Linked DNA regions of Homo sapiens: region 1 is linked to region 2. The links are chromatin contacts, found by Hi-C or POLR2A ChIA-PET in ENCODE. All regions are on one chromosome and are shown on one strand. The core of a region is the stretch at or near the end of the contact, and the rest is flanking DNA. Distances in the headings are between cores, read along the strand shown. Region 1 holds the start of CHFR (checkpoint with forkhead and ring finger domains). Region 2 holds the start of NOC4L (nucleolar complex associated 4 homolog).

Region 1 (7,380 bases), core at 4,402-6,901, 740 kb after region 2:
GACTGCAAAATGGACAAGCACATGGGAAACAATGCGGCAGTTTCTCAGCAAGTTAAACAGACACTGGCCACGTGGCCCAGCAATTCCATTCATAGTTACTTAGCTAAGAGAAAAATGTATGTCCCTACAAAGACTGCACACTTATGTTTATATTAGCTTTATTTCTTACAAAAACAGGAAGCAGTATAAATGTCCATCCACTGGTTGTAAACTAACAAGCCATGGTGCATCCAAACCACAGAACACTACCCGGTAACAGAAAGGAGCAAACTGCTCATCCATGCAACAAGGTGCGTGCCAGGGAAAGAAGCCAGGCGCAGAAGATGATGGCAGACACCCTGTGACCCTGTGTCACGACACGCTGGAAGCAGCAGAAGGCAAAGAAACCAGATCAGTGGCTGCCAGGAGCCGGGACTCAGGGGGACCTTTCAGGGTGACGAACATGTTCTACATCTTGACTGCACTGGTGAGTACATTTCCCAAAACTCATGGAACTGAACCCCAAAAAAGGTGAATTTTACTACAAGTAAATGATACTGCCATGAAACCGGATATTAAAAATCTTATTTGTGCAAACATTCTGTACTATTGGAAGTACTGTATCCAAGGCAAGTATCACCTGTGGTCAAGCTCTTCCCATTCCATTGAGCGTTAACTGCCAGGACAGTCTCCTTCAAGCCCCAAAACCAGTGCAAGTCACGGTGTCGCCAGAGCCAGTTTGTAACAGAGGCGTCTCCATGCCAGAACATCAGGTTTTTTTTTTTTTCTTTGAGACAAGGCCTTGCGCTGTTACCCCAGCTGTGGTGCAGTGGAGCAATCACAGCTCACTGCAGCCTTGAACTCCCAGGCTCATGTGATCCTCCCACTTCAGCCTCCTGAGTAGCTGAGACTACCAATATGCACCACCACGCTCAGCTAATTTTTTAAGTTTTTGTAGATACAGGGTCTATGTTGCCCTAGCTGGTCTCAAACTCATAGGGTCAAGAGATCCTCCTGTTTTGGCCTCCCAAACTGCTGGGATTACAGGCATGAGCCACCGTGCCTGGCCTGAATATCAGCATTCTAATCTGGAACCGAGATGCTTTGTGCTAAAGTTCTATTCACAGCATTTGCTGCGCTTGACGCTTGGTGGGTTAAATCTTTCAAGCAGTTGATGTACATTTCTGCCACTCTCTTAGAATAAAGAGCTCTTGGCTGGGCGCGGTGGATCACACCTGTAATCCCAGCACATTGGGAGGCCGAGGCGGGAGGATCACCTGAGGTCAGGACTTAGAGACTAGCCTAGCCAACATGATGAAACCCTGTCTCTACAAAATACAAAAATTAGCCAAGCATGGTGGTGAGTGCCTGTAATCCCAGCTACTCTGGATGCTGAGGAAGGAGAATCACTTGAACCTGGGAGGCGGAGGTTGCAGTGAGCCGAGATCACATCATTGCACTCCAGCCTGAGAAATAGGAGTGAAACTCCGTCTCAAAAAAAAAAAAAAAAAGACTGGGCGCAGTGGCTCACGCCTCTAATCCCAGCACTTTGGGAGGCCGAGGCGGGTGGATCATGAGGTCAGGAGATCAAGACCATCCTGGCTAACATGGTGAAACCCTGTCTCTACTAAAAATACAAAAAAAATTAGCCGGGCATGGTGGCGGGTGCCTGTAGTCCCAGCTACTTGGGAGGTTGAGGCAGGAGAATGGTGTGAACCCAAGAGGCAGAGCTTGCAGTGAGCCGAGATCGTGCCACTGCACTCCAGACTGGATAAAGAGCTCTTTGGGAAAACAAGGTTGTTGCACCCCTTCCTACACGTTACCTAGGCTTTCCCTTTTCCCCCAAATAATGCCTTATAAATGGCAGGCACATCATTGCTTTAAAATAATCAAGTTCTGTCTGGGCGAGGTGGCTCATGGCTGTAATCCCAACGCTTTGGGAGGCCAAGGCAGGTGGATCATTTGATTTGAGGCCAGGAGTTCAAGACCAGCCTGACCAACATGGTAAAACCTCATCTCTACTAAAAATACCAAAAAACTAGCCAGGTGTGGTGGCACACGCCTGAAATCTCAGCTAGTCTGGAGGCTCAGGCAGGAGAATCACTTTAACCTGGAAGATGCAGGTTGTAGTGAGTGAAGATCGCACCACTGCACTCCAGCCTGGGTGACAGAGTAAGACTCCGTCTCAAAAAATAAATATATCAGGCCGGGCACAGTGGCTCACGCCTGTAATCCCAGCACTTTGGGAAGCCGAGGCGGGTGGATCACCTGAGGTCAGGAGTTCAAGACCAGCCTGACGAACATGGAGAAACCCCGTCTCTACTAAAAATACAAAAAGTAGCTGAGCGTGGTAGCACATACTTGTAATCCCAGCTACTCGGGAGGCTGAGGCAGGAGAATTGCTTGAACCCGGGAGGTTGGAGGTTGAGCCAAGAAGGCACCACTGCACTACAGCCTGGGCAATAAGAGCAAAACTCCGTCTCAAAAAAAAAAATACATATATATATATAAAATAAATAAATAAAATAATCAAGTTCTACAACTGTTAGGAACTGAATGTTTGTAACTGAGTGTCTGTACCCCCCTAAAATTCATATATTTAAGTCCTAATCCCCAATGTGACTGTATTTGGAAATGGGGCCTGTGAGCTGATAAATGTTAAATGAGGTCACTAGGTGGGAATCAGATGTCACAGGGCTGGTGCCCTCTTAAGAGGAGGCAGAGAGAGCAAGCAGAGTCCCCCTCTCTGCCATGTGAGGACACAGCAAGAAAGTGGCCACCTGCAAGCCAAGAGAGCCCTCACCAGGAACCCAATCTGCCAACACCTTGATCTTGGACTTCCCAGCCTCCTGAACCATGAAAATAAATTTCTGGCCAGGCACAGTGGCTCACACCTGTAATCCTAGCACTTTGAGAGGCCGAGGCAGACAGATTGCTGGAGCTCAGGAGTTCGAGACCAGCCTGGGCAACACAGTGAAACCCCATCTCTACTAAAATAGAAAAAAATAAGCCAGGTGTGGTGGTACGTGCCTGTAGTCCCAGCTACTCGGGAGGCTGAGGCAGGAGAATCGCTTGAACCTGGAAGAGGGAAGTTGCAGTGAGCCGAGATCATGCCACTGCACTCCAGCCTGGGTGACAGAGCAGGACTCTATCTCAAAAATTAAAAAAATAAAATAAAATAAAAAATAAATTTCTGGCCGGGCGCGATAGCTCACGCCTGTAATCCCAGCACTTTGGGAGGCTGAGGCAGGCAGATCACGAGGTCAGGAGATTGAGACCATCCTGGCTAACATGGTGAAACCCCGTCTCTACTAAAAATACAAAATACCACTGCCAGGCGTGGTGGTGGGCGCCTGTAGTCCCAGCTACTCGGGAGGCTGAGGCAGAAGAATGGCAAGAACCCGGGAGGTGGAGCTTGCAGTGGGCCGAGATCGCGCCACTGCACTCCAGCCTGGGTGATAGAGTGAGACTCTGTCTCAAAAAATATATAAATAAATAAATAAATAAATAAATAAATAAATAAATTTCTGTTGCTTAAGCCACCCAGAATGTAGTATTTTGCTATGGTAGTATGAACAAACTAATACAATAATCTTAAAGTTTTTGCTGGCAACATTATTTATAAATTCACTAAAATCGTTCCTATTAAAAGATAAACTCAACGACATATTTTCTCTCCTTGTCTTAACATGTAATGTCCTACCATGTAATAACATGTATAACATGTTACAATAACAATGGCTAATGCTAAGTGCTAACGCTAAAGTTCCTTCTAAGCAGTCCGTGTATGATCTCATTAACTCCTCAGAGCAAATCTATGAAGTAGGTACATAGGCGCAGAAAGATGTCGTTAGCCCAGAGTAATGTGTTGACAGATTGGAAACCCACATAATTTGTCTCTAGGGCCTCTGCTCTTCACCAAACCTCCTAGTCTATCAAGTAAAGACAAAGGGAAAAATCTTCAAATACTTCCTCTTGTCTTAAAGGGATAATTTTGATATGTTATGATGATATCTAAATACTTTCAAAGTTGTAAAATAAACTTTGACTTGATACTGGAATGTAAGACTACCAAAACACCCCAAAAAACAAAACCAGGTCAGACACAGTGGTTCACACCTGTAATCCCAGCACTTTCGGAGGCCGAAGCAGGTGAATCACTTTAGTTCAGTTGTTCAAGACCAGCCTGGGCAATATGGCGAAAGCTCATCTCTACTAAAAATACAAAAATTAGCCAGGCATGGTGGCGCACGCCTGTAGTCCCAGCTACTCCGAGGCTGAGGCGGGAGAATCACTTGAACCGGGAGGCAGAGGGTGCAGTGAGCTGAGATCACACCACTGCACCCCAGTCTGGGCCACAGAGCAAGACTCTTATCTCAAAAAAACAAACAAAAAAACAAAAAAAACCAGGTGCAAGCACATTATAAGGGGTGAAATTAACCAAAAAAAAAAAAAAAATTGCTTCCAAACAGCAAATATTTCCCATCCTCGCTCCTTTTTAGAGTATAATGTCGGAGCTAATTCATTAATTTTCAGACAAACTAAACATTTTTGTTGACAGGACCAGCGCATTTCTCTCCCCATACAAAGGCTTCAGAGGAAATCAAACAACCAGATGGTCACTTGGGAGACTGGAGGCAGTGAATGTGGAGGCTGAGGGAACTTTCTCTCACCCGTTGTATGACTTTGTTCAAGTTTTTAGCTTTCCAGGTTTATTAAATAAATAAATATTCTAGGGGCTGGGACTTGAGATCTTTTTTAATATAAGCACTACAGCTATAAATTTCCCTCTGAGTACTGCCTTGGCTGCATCCTAAATACCTTTTGGTGTATTCTATTTTTGTTTCATTTGTCTCAAAACAAGGTCCCCGTTGTAAAGACTTATTTGACCCACCGGTTGCTTTAAGAGTGTGGTGTTTCATGTCCACATATCTGTGAATTTTCCACTTTTCCTTCTATTATTTTTAATTTCGTTCCATTACAGTCAGAAAAGATACTCTGTACGGCAACGAACGTGACAATATTGCATTCTGGAGAGTATATGAACACAACTAACTTATACAGTTGTAACGAAGGCTAAATGATGTGCGTGAATCATGCGCAAGAATCGGTGGGCAGAACACCGAATAAATACCAGTTCTTACATGACATTTCACTCCACGGAAAAATCTGGAGCGCACACTGCACCGCCGCCCGTGTGGCCTGCCCGCAACCCGGTGGCTCTGCCCGGCCCCGGCCCCCGGCCCCGGCCTCAGCCCCGCACCTCGTCTCCGCCCGATGGTCCACTCCCGCTTCCTCAGGAGGACGTGCGGCTCGCCCTCCTCCGCGCCCAGACGCAGGAGCCGTCCCCAGGGCTGCGGCGGCGGCGACTGCTTGCCTTCCTCGGGCCGCTCCATCGGGATTCACATCTGCGGAGACCCCGGAAACGCCCATGGAGACTCCCGACCCCAGAGGCCGAGACTCGGCGCCCGCCCCACCCCGCGGGCCCCGGCCCGGCCGCCCGCGCCCACGCAGCCCCGCAGCCCGGCCTGGACGCCGGCGGGCGCCCCCTCCCACGGCCGCAACCAGGTCCCCCTTCGCCGCCCGCCGCAGCCCCCTCGCCAGCCGCGCTTACCCCCGCCCCGCGCCGAACCCGGAACCGGCTGCGCCGCCGCCGCTGTCAAGAGACATTGCGGCTCCCTCAGCTGATCCGCGGGGCGGGGCCAGAGGCCTCTGCGCCCCGCGATTGGCTGGCGGCGGCGCTCACCAAGAGCGGCAGCTAAAGCGGAGCCGGGAGTGGCCCGCGAGAGTAGGCGCGTGGAGGGCGCTCGGCCATCTTTGATCCTGACCAGGCGACTTCGTCGCCTGCGGATCACGGAAGTGGCTGCGGTCGGCGCCATGTTATGTTGGGGCAGAAGGGACGGGGAACTTCCGGATTGGAAGCCCCAAGGATTCTGAGAGCCCCGCTAATCTGGGGATGACTCCTAGGAGTAGAAGACGGTCCATCTTAGTTGTCACGAGGTAGTGCACGTGGGGACCCTTTCGGGTACAGTTGCACACAGTGGATCACACAGATCCGAAGTCTGAGGCACAGGGCGCGGTCCGCGAGTGGGAGCGGCTGCTTGTGGGCAGGGTGGACGCGGGGCCACGTCTTGGCCGGCGTTTTGCGGGGTCTTCCTGTTCTGAACGCGCGTAACTTTTGCCTCAGTATCTCACTTCTTGGAATCCGGCGGCGTTCACGTGTGTGCTCCAGAGAAGGGCGCCAGAGGGTATTCCCTGAAAGTGAAAGGTCGGCGAAAGAGGAGTAAAGACGGCGAGACGCGTCCACGCAGGGGGAGTCTGTGCGGTTTGGAGGAACGCGCCAATGTCTGCACTCATGAGGAGCCCCCAAGGGCGGTTTTAAGAGGGTGAAGCAGGACCGGGCGCAGTGACTTACGCCTGTAATCTAAGTGCTTTGGAAGGCCTAGGCAGGAGGATCTCGAGCCCAGGAGTTCGAGATTAGCCTGAGACCTCATCGCTACCAAAATAAATAAAGTAGGCATCCATTTGTGTAAAACAAACCATATATACACACATATATACATATATAAACATTTGTATATATAGGTATAGGCATAGTTATCTATACCTTGTAAACCAAAAATAAAATTGTAAGCCTCCCCAACCAACTGAATGAACTGAGTCTCTCAACGCCAAAGTTAATCTGAAAAACCAGTTCAGTCCCTGATGGGAAGCAGGGTTTGGATATGTCCCATTATACTGTCCTCCCTTTGGAATTCAGGTATAACTGACCAGCGTCGACGTTAAAACAGACAACTTAAGGCTGACCAAACGGTCTGTAGCATTAAGATACATCACATGACAAATAGCAGGCCCTGGAAGAAAACGAAGTATTTTACCCTGACATGTATTTATTTAACATAGTTTTACGTAGCCCTGCAAAACTGTCTCCTGGGGGAAATCTACTTTGTAGAGAATCTCCTTCCTTTTCCACATCTTTTCCTGATCCAGGAGAGAATGTAAGACTCTGGCACCTTTTTAACTCTGATAAGAAAAGTTTACCATCTATTCTCTCTGAAGCCTGCTGCCTGGAGCGGCATCTGCATTAGAATGGCCAGAGTGGTGGTGCTCAAGCCTGTAATCCTAGCACTTTGGGAGGCCGAGGTGGGTGGATCGCTTGAGCCCAGGAATTCAGACCATCCTGGGCAACATGGGGAGACCCCGTCTTAGCTGGACATGATGACAGCACATGCCTATAGTCCCAGCTATTCAGGAGGCTGAGGTGGGCAGATTCCTTGAGCCCGGGAGGACAAGGCTGCGGTAAACCACAGTCTGTGCCACTGCAATCCAGCCTGGGCAACAGAGACCCTGTCAAAAAAAAAATAACAAAATAGAAACTTTGTCTCCCTTAGCTTAACCCAG
Region 2 (6,675 bases), core at 2,027-4,526:
CAAGCCACCCTTATCTCTGGGCATTAAGGAAGGAGAGCTGTGTGCAGAGGACTCTGCTCAGGGGAGGCCAGCACCTGGGCGTGCTGCTGGATACCTGGCGGCTGTCACAGCCTGGGCCTGCCTTCGCTGGAGCAGGGCACAGGGGTCCGCGGGGTCCTCGCTCTGGAAGGCGGCCGCCACCACCCGCGGCAGCCAGGACTGATGCATGCTGTCAATCATCCGGTCAGCCTCGTCGATAATCTGCAGGAGACAGGGAGCCCGGGACTGGGTGGCGCGGCCCTGAGCTCAAAGCCCAGGCCCCTGGGGCGGGGACCTACCAGGAAGCGGAGCTGCTGGAGGCTGAATCCTGGGGTCTGGTCGATGTGGTCCACCAGGCGGCCGGGGGTGGCTACCACGATGTCAGCCAAGCAGCGGTACCCATCAGCTCTACAGACCAGAGAGCAGCTCGAGAGAAGGAAGCTTTCTCAAGGGCTTCCGGATAGCAAGACGCTGCCTCACCCCACAGCCCCGACTCCACCCCACATGGGAAGGGGGCCGGTGGGAGCTCCTCCTCTTCACGGGAACAGGTGGTTAAAGATGGTGGCCCCTCCTCTGCTCCCACGGTGCCTCAGGCCACCTGCAGGGCTGAGCAGGGACCCCCTGAAAAACCCGCACCCTGACACAACCTACGTTTTCTGGACGAGGCTCTCCTGCTCCTTGGCCAGAGACTTCTGTCCCGTAACCAGGGAGACTCTCAGAGGTGTGGCATCTGTGTAGATGTTGAAAACTTTGCTCACCTGCAGGAGAAGTCTGTCACTGGCCTGGAGGTAGCTGGTGTCCACCTACTGCAGCAAAAAGGACCCCAGATCTAATCTGGGTCCCCCAGGGGCTGATCGCTGTGCACTCAGCAGGGAAGCTGAGGCGGGCGGTGCCACGCTCCAGGTCTAGGGTCCACATACCTGCTGGGCCAGCTCCTTGGTGGGCAGCACAACCAGGGCACGGATGTGGCAGACCACTCTCGAAAGCAGGGCCTGAGGGGGAAGGAGCGCCTGCGTCAGCAAGGCTGTTACCTGTCCTCTGCACACCCGCTGTAGAGAAAGGGGACCCTCACACAGACCTGCACCACAGGGATGACGAAGGCCAGTGTCTTCCCACTGCCTGTTGGGGCAGAAACACAGAGGTCGCTAGGCCGGTAGCCACCTCTGCCCACCAGAAACCCACAGGCTGCGCTCTCCAGGAGGGCAGGAATCACAGCTGCCTGGACTGGATGAGGAAAGGCGAGAGAGAAGTCGTGTTTACGCCTAGGCCTAGGCCTGCCGCTTCCCTGCCTGTGACCTCTGGGCTGGGCTGCTCTGCTGGAGGCCTGGGAACCGCTCCCCAGAGGGATGGCACCAAGGCCCAGAGGAACGCCAGCCTCAGGAGACCCAAGTGGGAACCATGAGCTTGAGAGTGCTGAGACCACACTTGGCACCGATGTGGCAGGGACGCCTGACCCACGGCCACTCACAGCCTTGTGTGTGGGTGCCCAGGGAGGTGTTCCCTCAGCTGCCTGCCCGGGGCTGGGGCACCTGGAAAGTAGGACGAGATGCCGTGTGCCCGCAGCTGCTTCTGCAGGTCAGGATGGACGTCAGGGATGTCCTCGATAGGAACCAGGTCTTCGGTGACATTCCTTCTGACACAGTTAGGCTCAGCCAGCCACCTTGGCAGGAAAGGCTGGACCTGCCATCAAAAAGAAAGAGAGGCCAGGTGAGCGCTTTCCAGGCTCTCGCGCAGAAGCCCACGGTGGAAAAAGCTAGGGGAGGGAGGCTGGGGAAACCTCTGTCGTCTTCAGCTCCTTCTCAGCCCCAGGATGCGCTTTCCATACAGCCTTCAGAAGTTAAACAGTAAAAGCAGATGCCACTCCCTGAGCAAACTCACTCTGTAGCCTCCCATCAACCCACAGTGGCACCCACCCTCCCGCAGCCAGGAGGTCCTGTGACCTGGCGCTCGCCTGCCCCAGCCACGCCGGCGTCCCTGCCTCGAGGCCTCTGCCTGGCACCCCCAACCCCCAACCTTGACCTGGCTTCAAGTCTTTGCATCCCAACTCAAAGAGAACCTCCTCCACCTGCCCTACCTAAGGTGCCCGAGCACTCTGTCAAACTTCTCGCTTTCTTCACCTGTCTCGCCGGAAATCTCTTTACCGAAAACCACACGTGCTAAGCAAAAACACCAACGGTCAGGAGCTTGCAGAACGGCCTCTGACTTACTCCTGAGGCGGTGAGCGCACAGCAGGAAACCCCGCACGTTCACGCAAACACATCTTGCAGAACTGGCGCGGCGCGGCGGGAGGACAGGGGCAAGCCTAGCAGAGGAAACGGGAGCTCTGCACGTGCAGGATCCAGACCCCTAGGCGATGAAACTGCAGACCTGGCAGCGAGGCGCGGCTGTGACCCGGGAACATTCGCTGAACGAAATCTTCCGGGGCGACCGCCGCACTTAAGAATCCGCGCAGCCTACCCTCTCACGCCGACCACCCTCCCGCCCGCCGAGGCTCACCTTCGGCGCCTTCCTCTTCCCGAACCCCCCCAGCACCAGGCCGGGGACCAGGGGTCCGGCCGCCTCCTCCAGGGCCGGTCCATCTGGGGCCGCCTCGGCGCTGGCGCTGGTGCTGCGCTCCCCCGGCGCCTCCTCGCTGCTCCCTGCGCTGGGCTCCCCTGGCGCCTCCTCGCTGCTCCCTGCGCTGGGCTCCCCTGGCGCCTCCTCGTTGCTTTCTGCGAGGCAGACACCCACCCGGCAGCGCGTCAGCACCGAGTCGCCGGCGCCCCAGAGGGAGCCCGCTCGCCCCGCGGCCCACCTGCGCCCGCGTCCTCGCCGTCCGCCTTCCGTCGCTTTCCCTGCGGCGCCTCCGGGCTCCCCGGCTCCGCGTCGTTCACCCGCCGCCGCCGCCGGGGCCGCCGTCGCCTCCTGGTCGCCGGCTCGGTCGATGCAGCCGCCTCGGTCTGCGCGGGCTCCCGCTGCTGCTGCCGTTCGCGGGCCCGGCTCTGCAGCCGCTCGAGCAGCGCGCGGGCCCTGCCGTGCGCCCCGGCCTCCGCGCCCTCCGGCCCCGCCGCAGCTGCCGCATCGGGGCCCGGGTACCGCGCGACGTAGAACAGCGCCATGGCCAGCCGCACGCCTGGGACTCGGGCGTGGCGCGCTGCGATGACGTCGGCGGCACGCCTGCGACTCGGGCTCCGCGCAAAAGATGGGGTTGGGGTACGGCGCGTAGAGATGACGTCGGGTTCTACGCGCAGTGGTGACGTCACGGGAGCGCCGGCGGCTGAGAATCCGCGTTGTTCCGTGTTGGGGGCGGCATGGAGCGGGAGCCGGGCGCCGCGGGAGTTCGCCGGGCTCTGGGCCGCCGGCTGGAGGCGGTGCTGGCGAGCCGCAGTGAGGCCAACGCCGTGTTCGACATCCTGGCCGTGCTGCAGGTGGGCCTGGCGGCGTCGCAGGGCCGGAGTCGCGGCACGGGAGCGGGACTTGAATGGGGGGCTGCGGCGGCAGGTCCCCAGGAGGTTCCGAGACGGCGTTGGGGGGTCAGGGTGGGAGGCGTGTGGGTCACGGGTCGGGGGTGACGGGGCTGGCGTCCCGAGGGGGAAGGGAACGGGTTGGGGGCAGCCTAGGCAGGGGCGAAGGTGACAGTTGGCGGCCGGGCACCCTGCCGCCGCCTCTCCTGCAGTCTGAGGACCAGGAGGAGATCCAGGAAGCAGTCCGCACGTGCAGCCGTCTTTTCGGGGCCTTGCTGGAGCGGGGAGAGCTGTTTGTGGGCCAGCTGCCCTCTGAGGAGATGGTCATGACAGGTGAGCCCTGGAGGGCCCCGGGGCTGCTCTTCTCTTTCCGTGGGTCGGAGGGAGGCTTTGTCACCATGGGATGAGCGCCCCCAACCCTGGCACAGGCCGTGCAGGCTGGTGGGAGGACGCACCAAGCCCACCGTGGAAGATGGATGGTGGCGTTGGGGCAGGGGTGACATGGGTGCCCTGCAGCTGAGTGTAGATGAACACTGGACAAGGTACGACTTTTTGTGTGCTTTGCACCCCTTTTGTAATTTGATGTTGACTGATCCTGACACGGTCGCTTAAACTCGGAGCTTCCTTTATGTCCCCATCCTGGGGACGTCAGGTCTTGGAGTAAAGAGAGGGGATGTGGATCCTGCTCCTGGCAGCTTGGCTGGGGCAGTCCTGGGGTAGGAGGTGCTCTTCCTGTTTGCAGGGCTCAGGGAATGTGCTGGTCTCAGCACAGGTCTGGGGGCCTTAGCGACCTGTTTCCACCTGCGGAGGCTGAGTAGAAGACAATGGGAGGGTGGAGCCAGGCCTGAGATTTTGGGCTGGGCCCAGGGTGGCGTATGTGGGCCTCACGTGGGCTGACCACCCTAACCTGTCTGCAGGGTCCCAGGGAGCCACACGGAAGTACAAGGTGTGGATGAGACACCGCTATCACAGCTGCTGCAATCGCTTGGGAGAGCTCCTGGGCCACCCCTCCTTTCAGGTCAAGGTGGGTCATTGGGCTGGCCTCATCCTTGTCCATCCCCTGCACCCCAACTCCCAGGTTATCCACAAAGCAGAGGTCTGGGGCTCCCACAATTGTCCAGGCAAAGCTGCTTCCTTCATGGGAGCATCACCCTGTGGGTGTTCAGTCCCATTCAGAAACATGGCTATCGAGTCCTGTAGTGAATATTGAAGACGCAGAATCCGTGTTCATTTCCAGTGGCATCCACGGGGATCTCTGTGTTTGCATAGAGCACGCACACCAAGCCTCGTGCCAGTCCACAGATGTGTTTGCTCAGATCACACTGTGGTCTGCAGCCATGGGAATGCATTATGAGCTTTCTTAAAATCTGTAGTGAGGAATAACTGAGGCACAGTTTACCGTTTAAAGCTGAGAAGTTAGCATCTGTTACTGTGTTGTGCAGTGGTTGCCGCTATCCCAGAACATCTTTATCGCCCCGAAAAGAAATCCTGTACCAGTTACCATCGCTTCCATATCCCGCCCCTTTCCACCCCCAGCCCCAGGCAGCCACTCCTGGATCAGTGGTTACTTCCTGGATCAATGGGTTTGCTTTTTTTAGACGCTCCTCATAAGGGGGATCATACGGTATGTGGCTTCTTCCACTCATCGGCGTGTTCGAAGTTCGTTCTCTTTGTGGCTGAGTAGCAGCGCGTCGTATAGCACAGCACGTATCGTTCAGCCGCTCGTAGGTTGCTGGGCATTTGCGTCGTTTCCACCTTTGGCTGTTACGAACAGCGGACTGTGAACGTTCGCGTACAAACTCTTGTGTGATGTTTCTTTTGCTTGAATATGCCTTATCAGTGGAATTACAAGGCCACACAGCAGCTGTGTTTTTAATGTTCTGAGGAACTACAAGACTGTTTTCCATAGTAGCTGCGCTATCTTACCCTCCCCCTGGCAGCATTTGAGAGTTCCATACTCCACATCCTCGCCAACACGTCTGTCTATAATTATAGCCGAGCTGCAGACTTTTAAATGTTGGGGAGATACCACGTGAAAATAACCAGTTTCCACCTTCTCAGAAAGAAATAATCAGTTCTGTCAACACGGGGTCTAAGTTTGTTCATGGCTGCGATTGGCTGGAGGGAGAGTCAGAGACAGCTCTGAGACAGCCGTGTGCTCCTGTCATCCCGCACGAGGCTCTTTTGCTTTGTGGTGTCATTTGCCTGGGCCCTGAAAGCACTGAGTTTGCCACCCCGAGATGAGAGCTTCCAAGCCTGGGTCTGAGTTGGGCACCATGCTGGCATCACACGCCTGTGTTTTCACAGCTGTTCCCAAGGGTTATGGTGGCATTCCCGTGACACAGGTGACGAGAGAGCAGTCAGGTGGCCCATAAAGCAGACCTGGGCTGTGTACCCTTCCCCCGCCAGACTCTGTCGTGAGCACTGGATCTCTTTAACTAGAGATCTTGTCATCTCTACGTCATGGGTGGGACACGGAAGCCCAGAGTGGCATCTGGTGGCGTGTGGAGCAAGAGAAGGCCCGGCCGCCCTTTTCTCAGCTCTGGGCCTAGATGGGAGGGGCTCCCTGACTGGGCTGAGCTCTGGGCCCATCCGTGGGGTGAGGGCATCACAGCCACCCTGCACTGCCCCCTTCCCAGGAGCTGGCCCTCAGCGCACTCCTGAAGTTCGTGCAGCTGGAAGGAGCGCACCCCCTGGAGAAGTCCAAGTGGGAAGGCAACTACCTGTTCCCCCGAGAGCTCTTCAAGGTGAGGGCCTTGCTGGGGACTCCCAGAGGGCCTGGCTGGCTGGCCAGATCCCAGGATGGCCCCGTAGTGGGGGCGGGGCCTGCTGAGCTGAGCCTGGCTGTTGGCTGGGACACTCCTGTGGCTCCTGTGGCCCACCCAACCAGGAGGAGTCTGCCTGGGGGGCTCGATGGGGCAGGGCTGCCTGCCTGGACCTTGCTGGCGTATGCTGGGCCGGGCAGGGCTGCTCACTGGTCCTTGCCCCTAGTTGGTGGTGGGAGGCCTGCTGTCTCCTGAGGAGGACCAGAGCCTGCTCCTGTCCCAGTTCCGGGAGTACCTGGACTACGACGACACCCGCTACCACACCATGCAGGCAGCCGTGGATGCCGTGGCCCGGGTCACTGGCCAGCACCCCGAGGTGGGTGATGGGGTCCTGTCGCCAGCATCATGCTGTTGCCTCCCAGGGAGGCAGGGACTGGGGGGCGGCGTCC

Evidence for each region. A loop is a pair of places that touch in the nucleus more often than their neighbours do. ChIA-PET counts read pairs that join two places held with the same protein, here RNA polymerase II (POLR2A). Pooled maps may share reads with other maps.
Region 1: a map with no recorded cell type shows a loop between it and region 2 (20-fold over the local background). The contact joins the promoter of CHFR here to the promoter of NOC4L in region 2. A Hi-C loop is called at or near these places in 1 of 37 single-sample maps with no recorded cell type and 8 of 50 pooled maps. POLR2A ChIA-PET finds 5 or more read pairs at or near these places in 3 of 52 experiments (BJ, Panc1 and activated CD4-positive, alpha-beta T cell).

The regions. Positions count from the first base shown.
Region 1 is chr12:132,881,954-132,889,333 of GRCh38, forward strand. It overlaps CHFR (checkpoint with forkhead and ring finger domains), which reads right to left and starts at 5,652. Exons shown (of 18, transcript NM_001161346.2): 1 at 5,594-5,652; 2 at 5,243-5,387. The coding sequence starts at 5,375. It overlaps CHFR-DT (CHFR divergent transcript), which reads left to right and starts at 5,889. Exons shown (of 2, transcript NR_110919.1): 1 at 5,889-5,979; 2 at 6,167-6,618. RefSeq lists a silencer at 5,509-5,628 and enhancers at 5,699-6,108, 6,445-7,247, 7,248-7,380.
Region 2 is chr12:132,141,181-132,147,855 of GRCh38, forward strand. It overlaps NOC4L (nucleolar complex associated 4 homolog), which reads left to right and starts at 3,277. Exons shown (of 15, transcript NM_024078.3): 1 at 3,277-3,425; 2 at 3,674-3,794; 3 at 4,379-4,485; 4 at 6,101-6,208; 5 at 6,453-6,602. The coding sequence starts at 3,309. DDX51 (DEAD-box helicase 51) reads right to left here and starts at 3,139. Exons shown (of 15, transcript NM_175066.4): 1 at 2,813-3,139; 2 at 2,515-2,729; 3 at 1,548-1,698; 4 at 1,097-1,242; 5 at 939-1,010; 6 at 670-776; 7 at 318-426; 8 at 95-240. The coding sequence starts at 3,116. RefSeq lists enhancers at 1,225-2,130, 3,060-3,359 and silencers at 2,730-2,929, 3,000-3,049.